Regions from separate parts of the Mus musculus genome. Here regions 1 and 3 are each linked to region 2. A link is a loop called in an ENCODE intact Hi-C map of the cell type or tissue named here. Cell type or tissue: heart. All regions are shown on one strand.

What was found. Peaks named below come from ENCODE experiments on the same cell type or tissue, not always from the same donor. Only the 100,000 strongest peaks of a DNase experiment are listed, where the experiment ranks them.
Region 1: a loop joins it to region 2, with 2.6 times the contacts of the local background. A loop is called at or near these places in 4 of 42 quality-filtered maps.
Region 3: it touches region 2 in a loop (2.3-fold over the local background); 4 of 42 quality-filtered maps call a loop at or near these places.

What each region holds. Positions count from the first base shown.
Region 1 is chr6:126,013,882-126,021,881 of GRCm38, forward strand. It overlaps Ano2 (anoctamin 2), which reads left to right. Exons shown (of 25, transcript NM_001364562.1): 23 at 1,633-1,814. Among named protein-coding and RNA genes, the nearest start is that of Gm24947, 130 kb to the left of the region's middle. In heart, a CTCF peak has its summit at 3,290; no DNase peak of the experiment used is centred here.
Region 2 is chr6:126,164,653-126,172,652 of GRCm38, forward strand. It overlaps Ntf3 (neurotrophin 3), which reads right to left and starts at 308. Exons shown (of 2, transcript NM_001164035.1): 1 at 78-308. The coding sequence starts at 95. In heart, a CTCF peak has its summit at 3,354; DNase peaks (open chromatin) are centred at 289, 2,359 and 3,369; H3K4me3 peaks cover 2,966 bases; H3K27ac peaks cover 2,660 bases; H3K27me3 peaks cover 1,440 bases.
Region 3 is chr6:126,004,121-126,012,120 of GRCm38, forward strand. All of the region lies in intron 20 of Ano2 (anoctamin 2), which reads left to right. Among named protein-coding and RNA genes, the nearest start is that of Gm24947, 120 kb to the left of the region's middle. In heart, no CTCF peak of the experiment used is centred here; no DNase peak of the experiment used is centred here; H3K27ac peaks cover 2,464 bases.

The sequences.
Region 1 (8,000 bases), 150 kb before region 2:
CCTTGTATATAACTCATGTTGCTGCCTGGCAGTGCAGTTTAGCTTTGAATTTTATTAAGAAAAAGGTGCTTATCCACACGACTATATGCCTCAGCTTTAAGAGTCAAAATCAGATCTTTTTGGTGCCAAAAAGAATGAAGAAACAATATGCCCTATCTGCCCATCTCTTTCCATTTGGTTTCTACCCTTGTGTACCTGGACTGTTGCCTAGGTTGCGGTTCCTAATTCCTCAACATTCTCAGCGCAAAGCCTTGATCACTCTCCGGGACTGGCATGTTCTGTAGGTTAAGCTAAGAAGAGGAAGAAGAGGGGTGTTTTTCAGACTCATATACATGGCAGAGAAATTACTGTTCTCTGGATGAACAGTGGCCAGCTAGGGCCTCCCTCCAGCTCTTCCTTCCAAGAAGGCACCAGCCAGCTAGGTGTATGCTTAGAAATCCATAGTTTATGCTCCCTCGAAAGCAGAATATTGGTTTCTAACCTAGGTCCTTGACAGCTGCCTACAAATGATCAAGAGGTTCTGGGGAGTTGTGGAATCAGTCTGCTGCAGGTTGAATGTTTAGCTGTAGGAATCACCCCTTTGGACGCTTAGAGATAAAGCTCAATTTAAAAGGGGATAAGTTGTTACTTTGAGTCATGTCGACTAGAAAAGAGACCCTCAGTGCCAGCTACATTCTATCTGTGTTACAGAGTGACAGGGCAGTTTGCTTCTCTGACCACTAAGAGTTTTGATTACTTATCAAACCAACAGGACATAGGAACTGTGTCTACCATTTAGGAAGATTCTAGAAATGATGCAGGATAATGGAAGGACAAAGAAGTGCTCAGCAAATCACAGTTATGATAATTATCCGTATGTTATTAATTTTCAAATATGGATATGGCCCACTTATGTCTATACATTCAGGAAAAAAAATACCTAAACCAGATTTTAAGGGGCCTTAATTATTGCGCAGACTATAGTATAAACAGCTGCCAAAAAGATTTAAGGTTCTCTTTGCAGAAAGTCACTCCAAATCCAAACATGCAATCACTCACCTGCGTTCAGCTTACTCTTGGTCATTTGTAGAGCACTTAGACATCCCATATGCTGTGTGGGAGGAGTATGGCCCATCTAGCAGGTCCAGTGCCTCTTCCCTTCTGTCTCTCCCCTTTCATAAGCTGAATAAAGAAATGCTTCCATTGCACGAGGCACTGCAAAGTGTCTGGAGAGGATGATCTGACTGAGGAAACTGTTTAACTATTTTCCTAGCTCTTTAGTCCTCCCCTAGGACATATGCAGAGGGCCTCCAACTCTCTTGTCCACCAGCACCACTTTCGTCGAACCAAGGGATTTTCTCAGCATACCTTCAACTCTGTTTTGCTCAGCCAACAACAGGGTCAATCCAAGTATCTTAGAGGTGGCCCGAAGCTTCCAACTCTCAATATTGTCATTTCCTCTGTCCAAAACTGTGAGCTGTGTGAACTTAGGGACAGGCTCTTGAGCATGCTGTAGATGTTCCCATGTCAATGCTTGTGGCTCCTCTTGATGCTCTGCCCAAGAGTGGACAGCACCCTCAATCACATGTCCCCTGTGCCTTCCAGGCACCACTCTTTGAGACTTGTTCTTAGTGCTTGTCATTCTGTCCCCAGGCTTTTGTCATTGCTGTCACCTCCGACTTTATCCCCCGCCTTGTGTACCAGTACTCCTATAGCCACAACGGGACACTACATGGCTTTGTGAACCATACACTCTCCTTTTTCAACGTCAGTCAGCTGAAGGAGGGAACACAGCCTGAAAACTCACAGTTCGACCAGGAGGTTCAGTTTTGCAGGTAAATGATGTGGGGGAGGAGGGCCAGGAGCAGTAGGTCCAAAGAGTTATTTAGAAGACCTGGAGGGGGCTTCTTCTTCCTTTTTCTCCATCTCCTATCCCTCCAGAGTTGCTATGAACTCACTTGATTGAGTCACTCAATATTATTGAGAGCCTTTTATTACATACTATAGAGCAGATCATGTGCTATCTAACTTTGACCATGTTGTCAAGGAGAAGAAAGAGCAGAGGAGTCAGATATCATATGGACTCACATGTAGGCCCATGTGCATGGTGAATAATCAGAGGACAAGGAACTAGAGTGGAAAAGATGAGCTTCCTACATGAGCTGTGGGGAGATGAATGTCAGAAAGGGGAAGTACTCTAGCATGGAGCTAGACAATGGAGTTTCAGTGAAGGAGGACTTTTGAGAAACTAGTGCTGGAACTAGAAACATAATATAAAATATGTCAGAACTCCTGGGATCGCATAGGCCAAGCACAGAATTTGAATAGCATAAAGAACACACCAGAAAGCTGTGAAATCTCACAGCACCTCTAATATGATATGATAGGAAGGCATGGCCTTTTAGTCATCAGAGAATGACACACACAAAGTGTATGTTGAGGTAACTCATGTGATTTCAGAGAGGAAGATGAGCTAGGGTTTGGAGAGCACAGAGAGGTAGTCAGTCAGGCTGCTGAGCCACTGAGACATGAACTGGGATAGGCCTGGGCTAGAGTCACCAAGGAATTAAGAAAAAAAAAAAAGAAAGATTTTTTTCACATGATATGCTGCAGAGTTAGTGGTGATAGACACAGGTGGAGGTGGGGAGGAGGCTGAGTGTGGACATGGCTTGGCAATCATGGTTCTGGTGACATGTCGAGGAAGGTGCTAGAACCTGATCTTACGAGATAGGGTGGGATTCTGACTTTGGTAAGTTGGAATCTCAGTGCAGTCAAAAGAGTGAAAAGATCAATACTTGGACGATCATATCATACTGAAGGTGCTGCCATACTTCACGGCTTCCCATGTGTTCTTCTTGCTATATCCAAACTCAGCATTTTGGCCTGTATGACCCCAGGCATTCTGACACACTCTTTTGGTCATTACTATCTTCTCAAATGTCCTCTTTAATCAAACCTCTACTGTCTAGCTCCACACTAGAGCATGCTCCTTTTGCCATTCAACATTTATGTGTGCCGAGTTTGATGTTGGTCATGCTGCATTGCCAATGATGGTTGGAAACCCAAGCAGTGGTTTTCACCTTCCCCCTGGATATGTTCTAAGCTGGTATTCAGAAGAGGTGGCTGAGTGACACCACTCCAGGAATCCCCAAAGTCAAAAACAGGAAGCTCTTTGTGACTTCTCAAGGAAAGCTAAAGAACAGAGGGACAGCGGGGAACAACTTGTTTGACCCTACTGGACCCTGGAGACATGACAGTCTCAGCCATGCCTCCATCAAAGACCACACCCCACATATTGCAAACACAGACTAAGAAGCCAGGGGGAGATGTGGGACTGGCAGGGATTGTTCTGGCCACCATCCAGTGTGTCTTGTGAAAAGCTGTTGGCATCCCGTCAAAGCAATGTTCTGCTTTCCTTTTTCTTAATAGCATATATGAATTAGATAAAATAATGTTTCACTATGTCATTTTTATACATATAAAAAGATGTACTTTGACCATCCTGTTCTGGTTTCCCTATCTTGTCTCTTCTTCCCCTCTCACCAATCCCCTCCTCTTCCAAGTAGTTCCTTTTCCAGTTTTATGTCCTTTATAAAAATTCTAGAATCTGCATGTGAGAAGTACACGTGCAGTATTTACTTTATTGAGACTGACTTGTTTTCTTTGACCTGATGTTCCCCATTTCTAACCATTTTTCTACGAATGGCATAGCCTTGGTGTTCTTTATGGCTGAATGCAACTCTCTCTGTGTCTGTCTGTGTCTGTGTCTGTGTCTGTGTCTGTGTCTGTGTCTGTGTCTGTGTCTGTGTCTGTGTCTGTGTCTGTCTGTGTCTGTGTCTGTGTGTCGTGTCCCGTGTCTGTCTGTCTGTCTGTCTGTCTGTCTCTCTCTCTCTCTCACTCTGTGTGTGTGTGTGTGTGTGTGTGTGTGTGAGTTCACATTTCCGTTATCCATTCATCTGTTGATGGGCATCTAAGATGACTCCATTTCTTACTTATTGTGACTAGAGCAGTGATAAATATGGATATGCAGAGTCAGGCATGGGGACACATGCCTTTAGCCCCAGCAGAGGCAAGTGGATCTCTGTGAACTCAAAGCCAGCCTGATTTACATAGTGTGATCCTGTTTCAAAAAAGAAATGGATATGCATCTGTCTCTATGGTATGCTCACTTAGATTGCTTTGGAAATGTACACACGAATGACAAAACCAGACTGTTTGGTAGTTTTATTATTCTATTTTTTTTTGAGAGAGACTCCACAGGATCTCCATAGAGGCGACACTAATTTACGTTCTTTGCACTAGCATCGCTTGGTATAGTCAGAACAGGGGGCATCTGCTCATGTTTTCCCCTGTGGCCTCAGAGTCAGACACTCCTAAGAGAGATGCTTAAGCTCAGATCTAGAGTCTGAGACCACGAGAGAGATGGTTTGGTCATCCCAACCCAGACAGCTTAGCTTACTGACCTGTGATTTAAATGGATGGCCATGTTCAACTCAGCACTAACGAGATCTTAACTGTAGTCAACCAAGAGAAGACAAAACAGCAGTGACCAGGCCCCCCAGCAGACTATCTATTCATTTATATGAATATAGTTGTTTCAAAGGTTTTACAGGGTGGAGGAGGGGCTACAAAGTGCCTAACCCTCAGAAGTCCTCTTGTGTTTGGATTTCCTCCTACACTAGGCACTGCCCAGGCCACTGGATCTGGCTGGTTTGTCAGACTGTCCATGGTGCTGGATTTTGGTCTGTAGCTCTAACAGCCCTGTTCTTTAGCACAGGGGTTCTGTGCCAGAGCTGCAGGACATTTTGGGTGTAATCACGGACCTTTCTAAACCTAATCCAGTCCCTGAATAATGACATGGAGACTATATTTATTTATAAGCTTTTGGCCTTGTAGCTAGGAGTTGTTTCCTGCTAGCTCATAATTCAATTGTCCCTTTATACTAATCTAAATTCTACCACATGGCTGATTAGTTACCTCTCCTTCCTTTCTGGCCTCCTTCTGGCTCCATGTCCAGCTGGCTGAATCGCCCATGTCTGACTCTTTCCCAGAGTTCCTCTTTTTGGAAGTCCCACCTTACTATTCTGCATATTGCTATAGGCCATAGGTTTTTTATTTTAACCAATCAGAAGGTGATGTTTACAAAATACTAAGGCCAAAAGGTGCTTAATAATACCAAAATCCACTCTGTAATCAGATCTTTGCTAGTTCAGAAATTAGCATTTGAATAATACATGGATAATCTTTACACACTACACAAAAACATCACTCCAACATATGGATTGTTCGTGTTGCCCACAAAGTCAGTTAATAGATTTGCACTAAACAAATAGGCCCTGAGAAGTAGCAATTCTAATATTTTTAGTAACTGGAAATAAATAATTTTTTTAACTGTAAGTGATTGTGGAAACAGTCCCTTAATGTTTGAGTCTATCAAAAAGAAATCAAAAGAAACTGGTAAGACTTGGGAAACTTTGGAGTTCTCTAAGATTATAGATGTTCCTGGCGACATATTCTGAACTAAAGTTCAGATCAAATTTCTACAAGAGCACAGACTCCCAGGGTTATGCAGTGAGAACCAAGGTGAATACTATCTGTCTCTTCGTCAGGTCTAGCAGCACCTGTCAGTCATAGAGCGAACCCCAGGGATCTTTCCCCTCCCCCTCCCCGGATTCTAGATCACACAGTAGCAGTTATGTTTTCTAAATGCCATTGTCTGATGGATCCATACTGGGAGCCAAGAGTAGATCTAATTTTGAATGAGGTTTAATTCAATCAAACAAGTCAAACCCTAATCTTTATCTCCCAGTTCTACTTTAGTCAATGCGGACTGTACTTTAGTCAATGCGGACTGTACTCCACATGGTTGGCATCAGCTGTCCTGACCAATCAAGCGGAGTTTACTCATCCCACACTGCAAAGGCTCAGGACCTGGACATGAGTCAGGACACACAGGGCTGAGCTTCCGGCATCTGCTTTAAAGTCTCTGGATTTTCCAACCATTTATGCACAAAACTCTAACAGTACCTTCATAGTTTCTATACAGGTAGATGAAATTATGGTGTGTACATTACCTGTTCAAAATTATCCTGAGGATGAGGAGATGGCTCAGAGGGCAAAGATGTTGCTGCACAAGTGTAAGAATCTGAGTTCTGACTCTCCCCGTCACCCCCCTTCCCACTCACACAAGGCCCAACACAGTAGTGCAATTCTGTAATCCCAGGGCTCCTGCAGGAAGACAGTAGGCAGAGACAAAATAATCCCCTGAAGGTCATGGGCTAGCCAGGTGTACAAGGTGCCTACCAAAAGACTATCTCAAAGAAGATGGAAGGCAAGGAGTGATACCACAGGCTGTCTTCTGTGCTCCTGTGAACACAGACATAACACACATGATGGAGAGAGAGATTTGATGAAAGAAACGTGCTGCCAATGAGGGACAGAAGTATCAGGAGCATGCTTAGGAGGTGTCTTAGTCAGGTTTTCTATTCCTGCGCAAACATGATGACCAAAAAGCAAGTTAGGGAGGAAAGGGTTTATTCAGCTTACCCTTTCCACGTTGCTGTTGATCACCAAAGGATGTCAGGACTGGAACTCAAGCAGGTCAGGAAGCAGAAGCTGATGCAGAGGCCGTGGAGGGATGTTACTTACTGGCTTGCTTCCCCTGGATTGCTCAGACTGCTCTCTTATAGATCCCACGACTACCAGCCCAGGGATGGTCCCACCCATAAGGAGCCTTTCCTCCTTGATCACTAATTGAGAAAATGCCCCACAGCTGGATCTCATGGAGGCACTTCCCCAACTGAATCTCCTTTCTCTGTGATAACTCCAGCCTGTGTCAAGTTGACACACAAAACCAGCCAGTACAGGAGGCATACTTTAACTCTATCCTTCTGCCAAGAAAAAGTGTCTTCAGAAACAAATCATCCTGAGATCAAACTGGAATGGCCTTTGGACCAGTTAGGATTGTGGGGTCATTGTGCAAATGTTTGAAACCCTGGTACAGGTTCTGTAATACAAAGCACCATAGTCCCTCCATCAGGAAGTCCAGATGAAGCAGGGGTGTAGGTGAGCAGGATGTTCAAATGCCACTCTAATAACATCTCACAGGGTCACTGTGGGGACATTACCTCACTCAGACTTAAATATTTGGGGGTAAGCATTCAAAAGAGATGGAGGATAAAGAATGAGGAATTCAGTGGCTACAGTATCGATCTATTTTATGTTTTTGCTTTATTTATTTGAGACGTGGTCTTCTTGTGTATCGTGAATAGATGAATAATTATGAAGCTTAGAAGGGTATGCTGGCTAATCTTGTGTTAACTTGACACACAAATCTGAGGTATCTGAAAGGAGGAAACCTTCATTGAGAAAATGTTGCTATAAGATCTGGCTGTAAGGCATTTTCTTAGTTATTGATGGGGTGGGATGGTCCAGCTCATTGTGGGTGGTGCCATCCCTGGGTTTTCCTGGGTTCTATAGGAAACCAGACTCAGCAAGCCATGGGAAGCAAGCCAGCAAGCAGTACTCCTCTATGGCCTCCACATCAGCTCCTGCCTCTAGGTTCCTGCTCTGTTTAAGTTCCTGTCCTCTGGTGATGAGCAGCAATGTGGTAGTATAAGCAAACTAAATAAACCCTTTCCCCCCCCAACTTGCTTTTGTGTTATGATGCTTCGTTGCAGCAATAGAAACCCCAACTCTTTGCCTCTTCCTCCCTACAAATGCATGAACACTTGAGTCAGAAAAGAGGATATAGAGGTAACTATTTTCTTAGTTTTAACTTAGCCATGAATCTTTTACTGTAGTGAAAAATACACCTAATAGTGAAAATGTAAAATCCCACGTGAGGCTCCGGAGCTTCAGAATAGCTATTTTGTGTAGCACATCACTGAGATGCACAGACTTGGGGCTGTTTCTGATGCATGGTGTTATGTATTTGCAAGCCCTTGATAACTAAGCACTAATATATCCTAAGACTTTTTCTTTAAGAATTATTTATTTATTTTATGTATATGAGTATACTG
Region 2 (8,000 bases):
CAAGAAAATCTCCCCCACGCGATTCCCCCACCCCCTCCGGGACCTGCCCACCCAACGTGCCCGCCACGTCCCCTTACCGTGGCAGAAGTAACCATGGCATCCGTGTGACTATTTCCAGGGACGTCGACATGAAGAGAAAGGTGGACTCGAGTTCGGTCATTCAGTCTCGCCCACCCCTGCCGCAGCCACTACCCAGCGGTGGGAAAAAACGAGGGGAAGAAAGAAAGAGGGAAGAAAGTTGCGCCGGGCTATCTCGCGGGGCGGTGCGCGGAGCTGCTGGGTAAGGAGAGGAGCCTTCAACTCTGAGTCCCGTGAACATAATCTGAGCGGTTATAACCAGCCAACCCGGCCAGATGGCTCCGCGCTCAGCGCCTTAACCCCTTCCGCGCCAAGCCCCCTAGCCCCGCCCGCAGTGACTTGCAGGCCCGCTCCCTGGCATTTTGGAGTTTGCTCTCGAGACCAATGGGAAGACCTAGTCATTTCTCCTAGTCCACTTCAAAGGAAAACAAACGAACGAACAAACAACAAATAAGCCCTCTCAAAATAGCCTACTCTTCATTATCCCCTCTTTTGACCTTCCCTTTTAGAGATGGGGAGAAGGAGCCAACAAAAAACGTTTGATTTATCATTATATTTTACACGTAAATATCTTCGATCTGTCTTATTCTTGAACTTTTTCTTTTAAGGCTTCCTTCCTTTCTTTCTTTCTTTCTTTCTTTCTTTCTTTCTTTCTTTCTAACTAGGCAGATGAAGGCCTTTCTTGCCCCTTGGCTCAGGAAAGCTTGAACCTCAACCTTAAACTCTGTCTCCAAACCTCAGACCCTTCTGTCTTTGGATCTCTCTCCACCCCCTATTAAGCCCCCCCCCAGCCCCCCCAGGCCCTCACAACAACAGGAATCTGCGCATGAACAGTTGCTTGCCTGCCCTCGAACTCCTCAGTCCTGGGGGCAGCTCACAAGGCACAGTTAGTTCAAGCTGTCTAGGGAGGTTAAGTTGCTGAGGTACGGTGAGGGTGGGAGTGCTAAGCAACCGAGGAAGGGGTGGTTTGCGTGTGCGCAGAGTGTGCGTGAAAGAAAAGGAGAGGTATGAGCCAAAGCCCCACGTTCTACACACTCCCTAACTTCTCCACCCCTTTCTTTCAAGGTAGGAGCCGACCCTGGAGCTGAGCATTTGCCCAGCACTCGCCGCTTTGTACAAAAACAATTTGCCCAGAAGAAAGGGCAAGCAAGGCACCCCTTCCTGACTCCCCGAAAGTAGCGACGCTCTCTTGCACAACCGCTAGATTCATTCGAGGAAAAGATCTCAGGGTGGAGGCAAGGGTCTTATTTGTAGATTATTTTAGCTATTCATTAGATTCCCCCCCCACACACACACACACTTGATCCGAGCTGATTCTCTCAGATTTTACAGTGGTCAGAGCATCTAGATTTTGCTCAACTGCGGTCCAAGAGAAATGAAGGGGGAGGGGGGAATCCTAGTGGTAAGGGGAACCGGAGAACCAGAAAGTAGTACACCATTGCTCCTTCATTCCCTCCCCCATTCTTGCAAGGTGGAACTCAAGTCCAAGTGCCCCCTCCCCCCGCCCCCACCTCTGCCACTCTCCAAGTTGCCTCCTGTCAGGACATTTGACTCACACACAGCAGGAGAGGCGATTTGATAGTCCACCTCTTCCTTGCCTCCTAATAAAGTCTGATAAGCAACTCGCAATGTACTTTAGCAAGGTTCCAGGTTCAAAACCTGGAAATTCCTTGGAGATGCATAGGTTTGGTCCACACCCAGGAGTGCCAGAATTGCACCCACCGGTTAAGGCTGAGAGAAGCTGCGGGGCGAAAGGAGGCCAGAGAGGATGGAGAGTCGGGGGCTGCATACTAGATAGATTGTACCTGCCTCATCATTATCCTGGCTGACGGGGGCTGCCACATCGAAAATGGCCTGCAGCACCCACAGAGGCCCACCAAGGACGTCACCTCCAACGATCCCTTTGAAGGACTTCCCTCCTGCCAAAATATCTTCTTCTTCCTCCGGATCCGATCAGGCTGCAGAGTTTTCCCCTTCACCCTGCCACACAGCACTTTGGAGGTTTGGCTTGGGCGTGCTCTGTGAGGTTCTGGTTTTCTCGCGGTCTTCTGGCCCGCCCCTGCCCTCCCCCACTTCCCGCACTTGCCTCCCCCCACCCCTGCTTTCCCCCTCCCTTCCCGCCAGTCTCTCTGCCAGTGGAGTTCTAGGGGCTCATTTCTCAAGCTCCTGGTCCCGGGGCTCTACAGACTGCAACCAAAGAGGTGCTTGATTCTCTGGGAAGGAAGGAACGGGTTAAATACACGTGTGGGCTGCACCGCCGCCGGCTGCTCCCCGGTCACTGGCGGTCTGGAGGGAGGAGGGGTCTACGAGGGGCAAGCTTAAATATGAACAGTCAGAAGAAAAGGCAGCAGAGTTCGAGACTTCGATTTGTTCTGCAGATGCGGTGCACTAGCTGGCCGCCTCCCTTTGCCAGACCTGGGCGACGTCAGGAAGAGTGCATTGTTTCCAACTCAAGGGTGCAGGAGGGTCTGTCTCTGCCTGCAATCAACAGGCCTTGTAATATGAGAGGTGACACCTTAATCTTGCCAAATATGTGCGGTGTCTTGGGGGGAGGGCGGAGAATGGGGAAAGGAGAGGGGAACAGGGAGAGACTTAGGCAACAGCTGAGAGCAAAGGCTGCACTTTTGTAGAAGAACTGTGATCCACCTGCCCCCACCCCGACCCCCACCTCAACCCGTGGAGACCGCTTATCCTTTTCTTTATGTAAGACCTGACTAAGGATTTTCTTCTTCTCCTTCCTCATTCTTTCCAGCGAAGGGCTAAAGGTCCTCTTTGCCTTCAGGATACTCTAAAGGCATTTTGAATTTCTAGGAGTTCAGAAGTCAAAGAAAGATGCAGGGCAGAAAAAAAGAGGCAAAAAGGCACACTTGTTTATAGGCAGATAAAAGACTGTCAGAATTATAGCAACTTCTAGACAAACCCAAGTTTCTAACTGGAGAGTTATAGTTTTTGTAGAAAGACTCACGCTAAGAGTCATATATGTAGCTAGAGTTACTAGCATATAGGGCAGGAAGCAATAGAATGTGTACACTCCATGGAAAACAATGTCTTCTGTTAACTGAGTCGTGGACTCTCTAAACAGATGCTCTGGCTTTGGCCACCAATCTGTTGGCAGTCCCTTTGGGTCAATGGACTTGATTTTTCTCCTTATTGTATCTGAAGACCCTGGTTCCTGAAAGCAGGGTTTTGAAAACCCTCTCTCCTAAGGCAAATTCCTAGAGCTTGCCTTGGGCCTACCCTTATCTTTTGTAATAGCGCCACAGTGTGGTTGAAACTCTAAACAGAAAAAAAGGAGAAGGTGGAAAAGCTTGGAAAACTGCATTTACTTCTATTGCAGTTCAGTGGACTGCCATCCGCTTACCTGGAGTGGAAAGGGTTTCTCATGCAGCAATAGTGTGTGTATGGTGAATATTGACCCAGGAAATGAGAAAAGTGGTCCCGTTTGACCTGTAGGTGACAAAGGTACCCTTCATTATGCAGTTAGCCTTGGCTCACAGAGCTAGCTAGACCTCGTGTTGTTTCTTTTACTTGCCTTTGTATAAGTAGCGTGCCTTGGCGGATCCTAAAGTATCTCTGAGTTGCCTCTGTTGCTGGAGGGTCCTAAGGCTGAATAGCCACAACACTTGTGCTTACTTTTGCTCTCATTCACCATCCCCGAGTCACTGAGACAGCTGTTCCAGATGAGGAAGGCAGAAAGTCTACATTTCCAAAACAAAGTGAAGGCAAAAGGTGTCTGTATTAGAAATAGGAACTTAGGGTCGGGGCGTTCCATGCACTGTATCATTTTGGCTCCCCATGCCAAATGTGTTAAGCACACGGGCTAGCCTGCCAGTTAGCAGTGGTCCCCAAATGCCCTGGAGCATATATGAGACATTATTTGGGAGGATTATCCCCCCCCCCCCCCATGAGATTATTTGTCCCTGGTAGCTGGGTGATGTGTCTATGTTTATTCAGTAAGCTTAGCTTTCTCTAAAATGTCTGCCATCTTAGGAAAGCACATGTTGGCTCCAAGGACCAGCTTAGATCTAGTAGAGATATTAGAAGCGGTATTCTGCTGGAGAGATGGCTCATTGGTTAAGAGCACCGGCTGCTGTTTCAGAGGATGTGGGTTTAATTCCCAGCACCCGCATGGCAGCTCACAACTGTCTGTAACTCTAGTTCTAGATGATCTGATGCCTTCATACAGACATACATGCAGGCAAAACACCAATGCACATAAAAATAAATAAGTTAGTCACAGTCTAACATCTTTTTTGGAAGGGTTGGTTTTGTAGAGTGACAAATGTTTCACATTGCTCTCAACCTTCTCAACATTGTTTTCGGACAGGTTTCCTAGCTGATCAAAATCCATCGAGAGTTGGTAAAGTAGTAGGAGTCTCCCAGGTACATTAGGAGGACTAAGTAAATCCAGTAATTTGAAACTTACAGCATAACACCTGTCACAGTGCAAGCCCCAGGCCTTACAAGGACATCTTGGTCAGTCTACTGGTGAGGGATTCTGATCTTTAGAAAGAAAAGCATTAGCCGGGCGTGGTGGCGCACGCCTTTAATCCCAGCACTCAGGAGGCAGAGGCAGGTGGATTTCTGAGTTAGAGGCCAGCCTGGTCTACAAAGTGAGTTCCAGGACAGCCAGGGCTACACAAAGAAACTCTGTCTCGAAAAACTAAAAAAAAAAAAAAGAAAAAAGAAAAAGAAAAGAAAAGAAAGAAAGAAAGAAAGAAAGAAAGAAAGAAAGAAAGAAAGAGAGAAAAGCATTTATTAGTTGGGTTCCATGTATATTTTACTAATATAACTGTGTGCCTGTGTGCATGCACGTGTCTTCACATATGTATTTGTCTTCCCAGACAGTAAGAAGTGAGCAGAATGAGGCAGTGGACATACATACAGTTTATTTAACTTCCTAATGTGGACTTCATGAGAGAGAGAGACAAAGAGTTTAAAAATCTCATTCTATTCATTCCCCACCTCTGAGGCAGAATCACTTCCCATTCAAGAGGAAATTCCAGCACTTCCTCCACGGTTAACAGATTGCCTAGTGGATTACTGCCCTATTGTTATCCTTAATTATGTTCTTGGGCTTATGCTGAGAAATATAATGTATTGCATGGAACAACAATGAATCAACTCATTTTGTGAAATAGAACGCATATTTATAATTAGGCTTCAAAAAAATTATCCCTAATGATAGAGTGAAGGTGTGTATGCCTGCCACACAGGTGGATCTCGGAGTCACAATAAACTCTCCTGCTTTGCCAGTCACGACACGAATTCCTAACCACCCTATAAATTAGCTTTATGCTGTACCAAACTCCACTCATAAAAAAAAAAATGACATTAAGGTTTCCTAGGTAACTAATGCATTTCCAAAGGGAATAGGTCTCAGGAGACAAAGAGGGCAGGGAAAAGGATGGGGGAGGGGAAGAAAAACGTAAAAAAAAAAAAGCATTAGATTAGGCCCATGTGACATAAACAGAATATTTCACGGGGAGAAACCATAAAGTTTTACTGTGTGCGTTTGACGTAGATATGGCATTGCCATCAATTCTATCTTTGGGCAATAAAATACCCCATAGATGATCCTCCTATTATATATGCCAGTGTTTCTCCTTGCAGATTCAGTTATAGACTGAGAAACCTTGACCCTTCAATTCAACTGCTGGGCTGTACCCTTGATGAGCCAGCTAACCCGAGCCTGTCTTTCCACTCGTGTATTGAGATGTCACCAAATGACAAGATGAAAGGGAGAAGTGAGGTCATCACCATGGGCCCAGAAACCAAGAACTTCGGTGCGACCCATCACAGAAACGCTTCCCTCATACCAGAAGCGATGGCCTTTTTGATCATAGTCATTTGTGAGAGATAAGGATCCCCAGGCCTTTGGTGATTATGTCTACAGTGGGGACTCATTAGGGTGTTTGATACATCCTATCCAAGCTTTTATGGGGTCTGTGACAGTGACTCTTCATTGTTCACTTGAGAGTTTAGGATCACTTCGGAAACAGCCCCAGGGGTGTGTCTATGAGGGTGGTTCCAGGAGGTTTAACTGGGGGTGGGGGTGGGGGTGCGGGTGGGGCAAAGATATGCCTTGGCTGTAGGAAGCACCATTCTGTGGGCTGAGGTCCCAGACTAAAAACAATAGGGGCCTGCCAATAGTGAGTGGACACCAGCATGCATTAACCTGGGCTTCTTGATTGCACACACACACACACACACACACACACACACACACACACACAATGTAAACAGTACCTTACACCCATGCAAACAGGAACGCCCTGCCAGGAGGGACTGGTCCTTCATATCAGAAGCCAAAACAAACCCTTCCTTTCTTAAGCTGCTTTCGTTAGGTGTTTTGGCACAGCAACAAGAAAAGTAATTACTAGACTGTCCCACGTAGAGTTGCTTTTAAAAACTTCTTTTTAGATTTGCTTTTATTTGTGGGTATATGCGTGTTTCTCTGTGTGTGCCACCTGTGAGCAAGTACCCTTGTAGGCCAGAAATGCATTACAGAACCCACAGAAGCAGCTTGCCAGGGATCAAGGTTGCCTGGGGGTTTGGGAGAAGATAGGCAATAGAGGCTGTGAGCAGGATTTCATCCGGTCTAACTATGAGCCACATAGGTGAGCATGTCTTACTACAGGACAGTGACTTGTCATATAGGAGAGTGATTCCTCTATTGATCCATCCTCCAAGGAGATTTCTCTGTGAAGGCAACTGTTCATGACAGCTTAGGTAAGAGAGCTATCACAGACCTGCTAGACAAAGCCTTTGGTGCCAGGGTTCTAAGAAATTTATCTAAGGGGTTAGACCATTGGCTTTGCTCCAATGGTTGAAAAGACGTTTAAATCAAAACTCCTTGCATTTGCAGAATCAAGACATGGAGGGAGAAAGTGGTCGAGCCCCGAGATTGTAATAACTCATAGGTGAATGCCTACCCAGAAATTATGGGATCTGAACCTGAACCTGTAGATAGTGGATGGTTAGCTACCTACGTGTGTTTTATTTGAATTCCACCCAGTAGCAACTGGTCACTCATACAAATGTCTGTCCATTTAGCACAGAAACAGACTTGGATGTCACCTTTGAAGCCTGCCTGTGGGCAAGCTTCAAAATCTGGAGCTGCTTTCAGATAATAACCACAAAGCACACGATTTGCATGCTGTCTCTTTATCGAATCCTCTTCTCTGCCTCCAATAACGGATGAGAGGCTCCTCTTGGTTCTCCCCACGCCTTAAGAGGTCTCCCATAGGTAGCTTGCAAAAACAAGTCCCAAAACCTAGAAATCACAGCCTTTGACATGGAGAGAATTACTTTTCAAATTACAATAGTCGTCTCTTCACCCATGTTCAACCACCCATCTGAACCCAGAGACACCTTTAAAAGAAAGCAAACCAGAGAGGCGAGCAGCAGATTGGAAATGTACAGCCTTCTACACATAGCTGTTAATAAATCAAAAGCAGTGAGTTTTGCCCAGAGTTAGCAGGGAGTCTGTGGTTAATGACAATGGAATCAGACCTGGCAAGGGATCACAAGATGACACACTGGTCCACACCCCTTATCTCAAGTTGGAAAACAGAGACTGGCTGCCATGTGGAACCAGCACATGAATGGCTTGCATTCTTTTGGAGCTGGAAGGTGTCTGAGAGTTTCCTAGTCAAGTCCTTCACTTCACAGAAGGAGTCATTGTGATACAGGGAAGTGAAGGGACTTGCCTGAGAACACACAGAAAATCAGACTCATCAGTGAGTGTGTGGTACCCACACTCCTGATTCCCAGCATGCTCGTTTTTCTGCCTGTTCAACCCCAAGAGACATGTGATTATTTCCTCCAGGGTACCTTCTGTCCACCACTCTCGATTTCCTATCATTTCTTTTTGCCTCTCTTTACTTATTTCAATCTATTTTAATATTTCATTTCCTTTA
Region 3 (8,000 bases), 160 kb before region 2:
GTGGTCATCATCTTGTGCTGCTATCTGTGCGGAGATGTGCTCCCTTTTGAAGCAAGGGCTTAGCCCTTAGAAGGAAGGTGCCAGGGGTGTTGCTGAAGGTTACAATCTGGCTTCTGGTCCCATCCTCACTCTCTGATTCTGGGTTAGTTGTGATATGAATAGCCTTTGCCATATACCTGACACCATGAGAGACACAATTGCAACAACTGCACAAATTTGGTGCTAGAAGCAGGGACACAGATGTGCATCTGTTGCAAAGTGCAAACCCCATTCAGGGTGGGTCTCAGATCCTGTCCCCAAATGAAATAAAAGGCTAGTAGACTGAAACTCTTGAGTGTGTGCTCCAAGGCTCTCAAAGCACTGGGAAATTCCTTTCCCTGAGCCATCCTGTTTACAGAACTGAGCCAGCCCACTGGATAATTGGGTACCTGCCCTATCTCTAAACTGCACTTAACCACAGTTCGTGCACCACAGACAGCCCTGCTCCAGGGTTTCTGGGAAACAGGGTGAGTCCCGGGCCATTGTCTCCTTTACTTCTGAGGCAGAAGCTGCTTGATGCTGTCCAGACTGGGATTCTATCGTCCCGTGCATACTTAGAAACAGCAGCGCCACGTCTGGATGCCACGTTACTCCATCATCTCTGCTACTGCCCCTGGCATGCCCAAGGTGCCTGGCCAGTGCCAGGACAAAGGCTGGCTGGAGTGAACAGAGGAAGGATGCTGAGGTTTCAGCAGGTGGAAGGGCCTCTTTTCCATTTCTCCTGGTACAGTCAGGGCGCTCAGAGGGAAAGCTTGGCATTGTGTTGGAGCCATATTATGGGTCCCTGTAATGTGCATATTTGTTTTTTCCCTGTTTTCTGACTTTTTATTTCCTTTTCAATAAAGTTTCCACACACTTTTTGTATTTTTCAAGTCCTAATTTTATTTTCATTTTATTGACTTTTTCACAGCCTTTGGAAGAAAAGAGAATAAAATATGCAAGGGTCCCTGTAGCAATAATGTCTCTTAGAAGTGTCTTTCTGGGCTCACCTGGCTTCCTGGCCTTTGTCTGTCAGTTGCTTTGCCATAATAATGTGATCTATATGGGTGATGGAAGGAAGGGTGAGCTCATGGTTGCCCTCCACACTCCCTGCTCATGTGTGTGTGTGGTATGTGTATGTTGTGGGTGGGGGCTGGGTGTGGTATGTGTAGTATGTGTGTGTGTGGTGTGGGTATGGGGGGTGGTATGATGTGGTGTGGTGTGTGGTGTGGTGTATGTGTGATATATGATGTGTGTGTGTGTGTGTGTGTGTGTGTGTGTGTGCATGGTATGTGTTTCTGTGTGGTGTGTATGTGTTTCTGTGTGTGTATGTGTGTGATATGTGTTGTGTGTGTGGTGTATGTATGTTGTGTGTGTATGGTATCTGTGTTGTATGATGTGTGGTGTGTGTGTGGTGTGTGTATATGTTTCTCTGTGTGTGTGTATGGTATGTGTGTGGTATGTGTTGTGTGTGTGTGGTGTGTGCATGTGGAAGGTAAACAAGAGCAAGCAGATCACTCCATGTATCCATGCATGTATTCAGGAGAATCCTCTCCTTAGTGGTTGGTCCAGGTGTTGCACTGGCATTTCGTGCATCAAATTCTTCTTTTTGGTTTTGAGACAGGGTTTCTCTGTATAGCCCTGGCTGTCCTGGAACTCACTTTGTAGACCAGGCTGGCCTTGAACTCAGAAATCCGCCTGCCTCTGACTCCCAAGTGCTGGGATTAAAGGTGTGTGCCACCACTGCCCGGCATGCATCAAATTCTTCATGTTTAAATAGGTGCTACCAGCCTGTCTCTTCTGTCTCTGCTTCCGGAGCGGGCCCAGGCAATTGTGTAAACTGCAGACAGAATGGAATTGAGTTTTCCTTGCTGTGTTTATTTCCTAGGGAGCTTGTGGATGTCAGTCATCTGAGCAGGAAAGATCTTAACTTTCGGCATCAAACAGGCCTTCTGCATTTCTTTTTCTTGGTCTTGGAGGCAAACCCACCAGTGACTAATTGTGTGCTTTCCAGGGACCTACTGAGGGGAACAAGTTATTCCTGCCTGGTGCTGGCTCCACAGCATGCAGTGATTGCAGCTGCTGTCAGACTCTGTGACACTGACTAAGATGTTTGTGTGCTCGTTTTCCTGAGTGCTTTCTTGAGCTCTTAGCAGGATAGTAGCAAGCTGTTTATCTTAGTCAGGTTCGTGTTGCTGTAACAGAATGCCACAGGCTGGGTAACTTAAACACAATAAAAATGGATTTGGCTCATGGCTCTGGACTCTCAAAAGTTCAAGCAACTGATGAGACACTCCTTGCTGTGTCATCCCACCGGGGAAGGCAGAAGGGCAACAGAGCACAAGAGAATATAGAACAAGAGGTGACAAACTTGCCTTTATAATGAATTCACTTTCCTGACAATTAACCTTGTCCTATAATGACATTAACCCGTCGCCTCTCAGCGATCCGGTTCTAACACACAAATTCAGTGAGCAGTAGAGCACATTCAAACCGCAGCACAGATGGTCTTTGCTTTCTCTTGGTGAGCACGAAGTCTATGGGTGGACTTCGTTCCATAGATAAATGCTTGTTGAATGACTGGCAGATGAAGTGAGGGAGTGGGTAGTGAACGGTGAAGATTGACAGGTCACATGTCTGTCACACATGCTGCTGCTTTCCCCAGCATCAGAACCCAGGGCTGAAGACATGGCCTGCACCCCTCCCTTCCCATTGCTCTGTCTATTCTCAGCCACCAACACTCCCAAGTCCTTGTGTTTGTCACCAGACACTCTTAGAAGAAAAGGATGGTGGAGCATATCTTTAAAATGAGGGCTTGAGAAATGACAGCACTGAATTAGCACCACGTGCTTTTCCAAGACCATTCAGCAGAACAAACGGACCACATACCCTCCCTTCCCCGTCTTGCTCACCACTGGTTCACAAAAAGGATGACCCTGAAGGACCAGGTTTCCTTCTCGTTTTTCTTAAGATAAAAATGTAGAGGAAAAAAAATCTAGCAGTAGAGATTAATGCAAAGACTAACTAGACAAATGTAGCAAGGAGCAACGAAGTCAAAGTCTTCGTGGCAATGCTTAAGATCGAGTTTTCCAGTTCTCCTGTGACATTTGAAAGCATGAGATAAAACGCGTTTGATGTCCTGAGTTTATTATAGTCTAACTGAACCACTGCATTTCCAGTCAAGCTCCCTGGAAGAGCATTGTGAACCTCAGTGGGACAATGGTAGCACAGAGTCCCAAACACAACCTCACCAGACAACGCAGTTCCCAGCTGCTTCTGTTATTTCTGAGAGTCCTTCCTTGGTCTTCCTCAGTTCTCACCTCCATTTTTCTCTCAGAGGATCTAACTCGTACTTATCAGACATTTCTTGCAAACTTACCAGACAGGACAGGTCATTTGCCTGTTTTCTTTTATATCCTTGTTTTTACTACCAATGTTAATGGTTTTTTTAAAATTATTTTTGTTAATTAAATTGGTTCATGGATAATTGCATGTATTTATATGATGTATTCTGATGTTGTCATCCCTGTCTTCTTTCATTTCCCTCCCCTTTACACACACATTTCCCCTCATGTGTGTCCTTCTGTCTTGTGACCCACTGAGTTTAACCAGGGCTGCCTGTGTGGCCACAGACAGAACATACTGGGGCCTCGGTGGGTCCATAACTGAAGGCAATATTTCCCCTTTTCTCAGAATCCATCAGCAACCAGTCATTCAGCAGGAAGGTCCCACAAGCCCCTCCCACATACATGACTGACTGTTGGCAGGGCCAGTTCTGTTCAGGCCCAGTGCCCATAGCTGCTATGACTTCATGTTTCAATGGCCAGGGCATGTGAGATTGCACAGCCCTTCTCCTTATCTTCTGGCTCTTACTCTTTCTATCTTCTCTCCTGAAACATTCCCTGAGCTACAGAAGCATGGTAGGAGCATCTTGTCTAGTGCTGAAGCTCCACATCTCACTTAATTCTCAGCATCTCAGACAACCGTATGTCTCTGTATTGAGTGCTGTTCACTACAAAGGGAGGCTCCCCTGATTAGGGGCTGGAGTAACATTTGTCTATGGGCACAAGCTCAGATACTTAGAAGGCAGTCTACCATCATTTAGCAAACCATCAGGAATAAGTTGTCTGCTGAGGCCTATGGCTTCCCCATGGGTGTTTGGCCAGGTTTACTGTACCAGGCACGGGTTCCCATTTGGGAAGCCAACCCCAAATCCAATCAGAGAGCAGCTGGTCACAGTTGTTCAAGTGACAAGAGGGTAATGTAGATGCAGTAAAACTTCAAATATGGTCCCTGCTCACTCTCAGGATCTCCCCCCCCCCTTCCCCCAGGGAGCAGGTCAAATAAACGTAAAGCAAGGCATTGTGGGAGGGCAGAGGAGAAGAGTGCTGCCCTCTGCACTTCAGTCTAGATGGGGAAGTTGGGAAGTGAGGAAAGAGAGACTCATGGGATGGAGGTGAGTGGGATGGGGTCAGAGTTGAGCCTGAACAATGAATAACAATCCACTCAGCAGACCATAGAGTATTGGTGTACAGAGAGACTCTGAAATCACAGATGGTTTGAAATGGTCGGAAAGCAGGAAGGGTTGACCTCAAGAATTCCTACTAAACACTAGCCCTAAGGACAAAATACTGGGCTAGACGGAAAGAAATGAGTAAGTCTGGGTCAGATCACAGTGGACTTTGAATGCCAAGTCAAGGGTCTGGACTTTACTGTGTGTGTGTCCATAAAATGGAAGGGTAGATATTTTCCCTGATGACTTTTTAAATAAATGAATGAAATATCAGGATTTTGTTCCACTGTTAGCTTTTCTATCCGCCCTGGCAAGTGTGTTCTGTTTTCCCTGCTACACCATTTATTGTTTTATTCTCTAAGTAGATTGTCCCAGAATGTCCTTGCTGGCTGCTGTCTCTTTTAGCATATTCCGCTCCTCCTTGTTATTTTAGCCCAAGCCCAGGTAATCACTCACAATTTTAATTGTCTCCAGCGTTAGACAGTGTAAGGCTGGCTATTAGTAAGACTCTTGGCTGCTGAGCTTGAGTAGAGGAAACCCCTGGAGTCTGTGCCCAGACTTGTTTCCAGGCTCCGTGCTTCCCACCCACATTTCTGGAGCACTTTACTTTGTAAAGATTTAGTTGAAAATCAACTTATGGATTTTTCCTTAATTGGCTTGGCCAGGGTTAATCTGTCACTGGCCCAGCCAAGCTGGCTTCCATTATGCAGCCACACTGAGGATTTCCTGTGTTTCTCTTGTCCTAAGGGAGGCTGGCTGTTTTTAGAAACAAATAGTGTTGGTGAAGGCCGGCATCCCTGTGTCCTCTGAAGTGAACCCAGCAGGGCTCCCATCTGACTCAGCCCTCCAGACTTTTCCTTGAAAAGAACAAATCTTGGATTTGGCATTTGCATGCTAGAGGTATATGTGTATATATATGTGTGTGTGTGTATATATATATATATATATATATATATATATATATATACCCTTAGATTAATGCAAGCCTTGCTGTTTATTTCTGGCTCTTTGGATTACCTCTTGGAAATGCTCAAGGATGTGCAGTCCATGCTGGAAACACCTGTAACATCAGGATGTGTGTAGAGAGGGGATTTCTATGTCTCTGGATACCTCAGAGTACCTGCAGAGAAGGGGCAAGGGCATCCTGTGGCACTTCTTCTGAGGTTGTCCCATGCTGACCGCACTGATTTACATGTAGGGGAGGGAGCCTGAAGCTTTTATTATGAGATTTGAGTCATAGTGGGAACTATGGAGTGGCACTAGAAAACAGTGATGTTAAGGCACGATTTTGTGTCTGGACAATCTGTGAAGGTGAGATCTGTCCCTCGAGGACAGCCGTTCACTAAAGACACAAGCATAAGAGGACAGTCCCACTTTCTCTGTGATACTGCAAGAATGCTGGATTTCCCAGGGCCATTGGCAGGTATGTGGTGAGGTCATGCTGTATGTGATAGCAACCTGTCAAAAAAAGCAAACTGCCCCTTTCCACCCCACGGTGCCCTCTGAGGCCCTGAGGTGTTCACACAGTCCTGGATATCGTTCCTTATGATCACATTTGCTCTGAACTCACTAAACCAAGAGCACTAACTTCTAAAGAAAGGATTTTGAAGCCAAAAGTATCCTGTCTATCAGGGGCCAAGGGATGCCACAAGATCACACCATGGGACAGACCTCATGCAAGAGATTTATTGGGGGAAGGGGAGACCAAATGGCTGCCTCTGAGTGGGCGTGGAGACAGTGGTAGACCAGGCAATGATGGTTGGCTTTATGGGGGGATGAGTCCAACCTTGCAGCTGAGACATCTTGCCATTAATGACACCTGGTGGTCTCCTAGAACTGTCCCTCAGTTACAGTAAGTACAATTAAGCTTCATAAAATAATCCTCGCCAGACTAGCATCTCGGACTGCACATGGAAGTGCTGAGAACACATATAATGTCTGATACCTAATAATTGAGAAACCACTGGACATCAAGGACAAGGCAGAGGTCAGGGTTGTAGAAGCAAGAGCAGTGGCCACACCTGTGAGGTAAAAAGCCTGCCAAATCAGAAGCATTTTGGCTAGGAAAAGTTACATGCGCATTTTCTTTGGAAACTTTTAGTGACGTTGGCTTATGTTCTTTGTGTACGGACACACACATACTCCTGTGTTTGGGTCCTGTCTTCTCATTCTTTCTGTAACTACCCTGAGACCATGATGCGTGTCTAAGGGCACACGAGCCTCAGCACCACAGCATCTCACCTTAGGAGATTTAAAGCAGTGCCTCTGAGCTGTCCACTTAAACAGAAGTGTAGAAAAGGACTGAGTCAGGTTAGGGACACATCTGAGCGCAGGATCTGGGCTTTTTCAGAGTCACTGAGTCTCTAAACCTTAAGTTTGTGTCTGTTTAGCATGTAGCTTATACAGTATACATTTTAATCATTTCTGTATGCTAATATGTCTTTCACTAAGAATAACAGTATATATAAAACACATAGCTAACTTATTACTTACATAAATAACTTACTCTTTGGCCTTGGTATATGCATATATGTGTGTGCTGAAGCCGGAGGTTGGCTTTATGAATCTTCCTCTACGGCTTTTCACCTCGGAGGGCTTTTTGGATAGGGTTTGTCCCTGAACCTGGAGCTTGACATTCAGGCTGGAGTAGGCAGCCAGCAGAGCCAGCTGTTTCCCTTGACCAGCACTGGGATTACAGATGTGTGTCCTACCATCCTGACTTTTTATGCAGAGTCTGCGGAGAGGAACTGGGATAGCAAGCACCTTACCCACGGACCCTTATATCCCCAGCTCCCACGTGTTCAAGTTACATTTATTGAACAATTATTAGGTATCAGACATTATCTGTGTTCTCAGCACTTCCATGTGCAGTCGGAGATGCCAGTCTGGCGAGGATTATTTTATGAAGCTTAATTGTACTTGCTGTAACTGAGGGACAGAATGGTTGGTACCTGCTGTTAATGTGTGGGGAATTCAAGTAGAATGACTTTCCTGGAAGCAAATTTGCAAAGAGCCCCCACCCCACCTCCACCCCCACCCCAGAGTATATAGAGCCTTTGGCTTTACAATAAAGAAAGACACTTGAGTAGGTAGTCCCAGCAGGGCTAAGCACTGACTGCTGCAGGAACAGGGGACATTTTGGAGATGGGGTTAGAGAGGCAGCTTAGAATAGACTGAAGTGCCGGTGTGCCAAAACAAGGAATCTGGATTCTATTCAGTAAATAGAGGGGATTACACGGAAATTTTTCTGAGTTGGGAGGGTCAGATGACAGGGTCAGATGACAGGGTGTGTGTGCTGCAAGCCAGGGAAGTCTGGTAACAAGGAAGGTAGCTGGGAGGGTGTGGCAAGGCTCCAGGCAGAGCAAAACTGCAGGAGTACCTTTGCTCACTGTTCCTGTAGGTCAGAATGCTCTCTGGCTCCTCCTAGTCACACACACACACACACACACACACACACACACACACACAC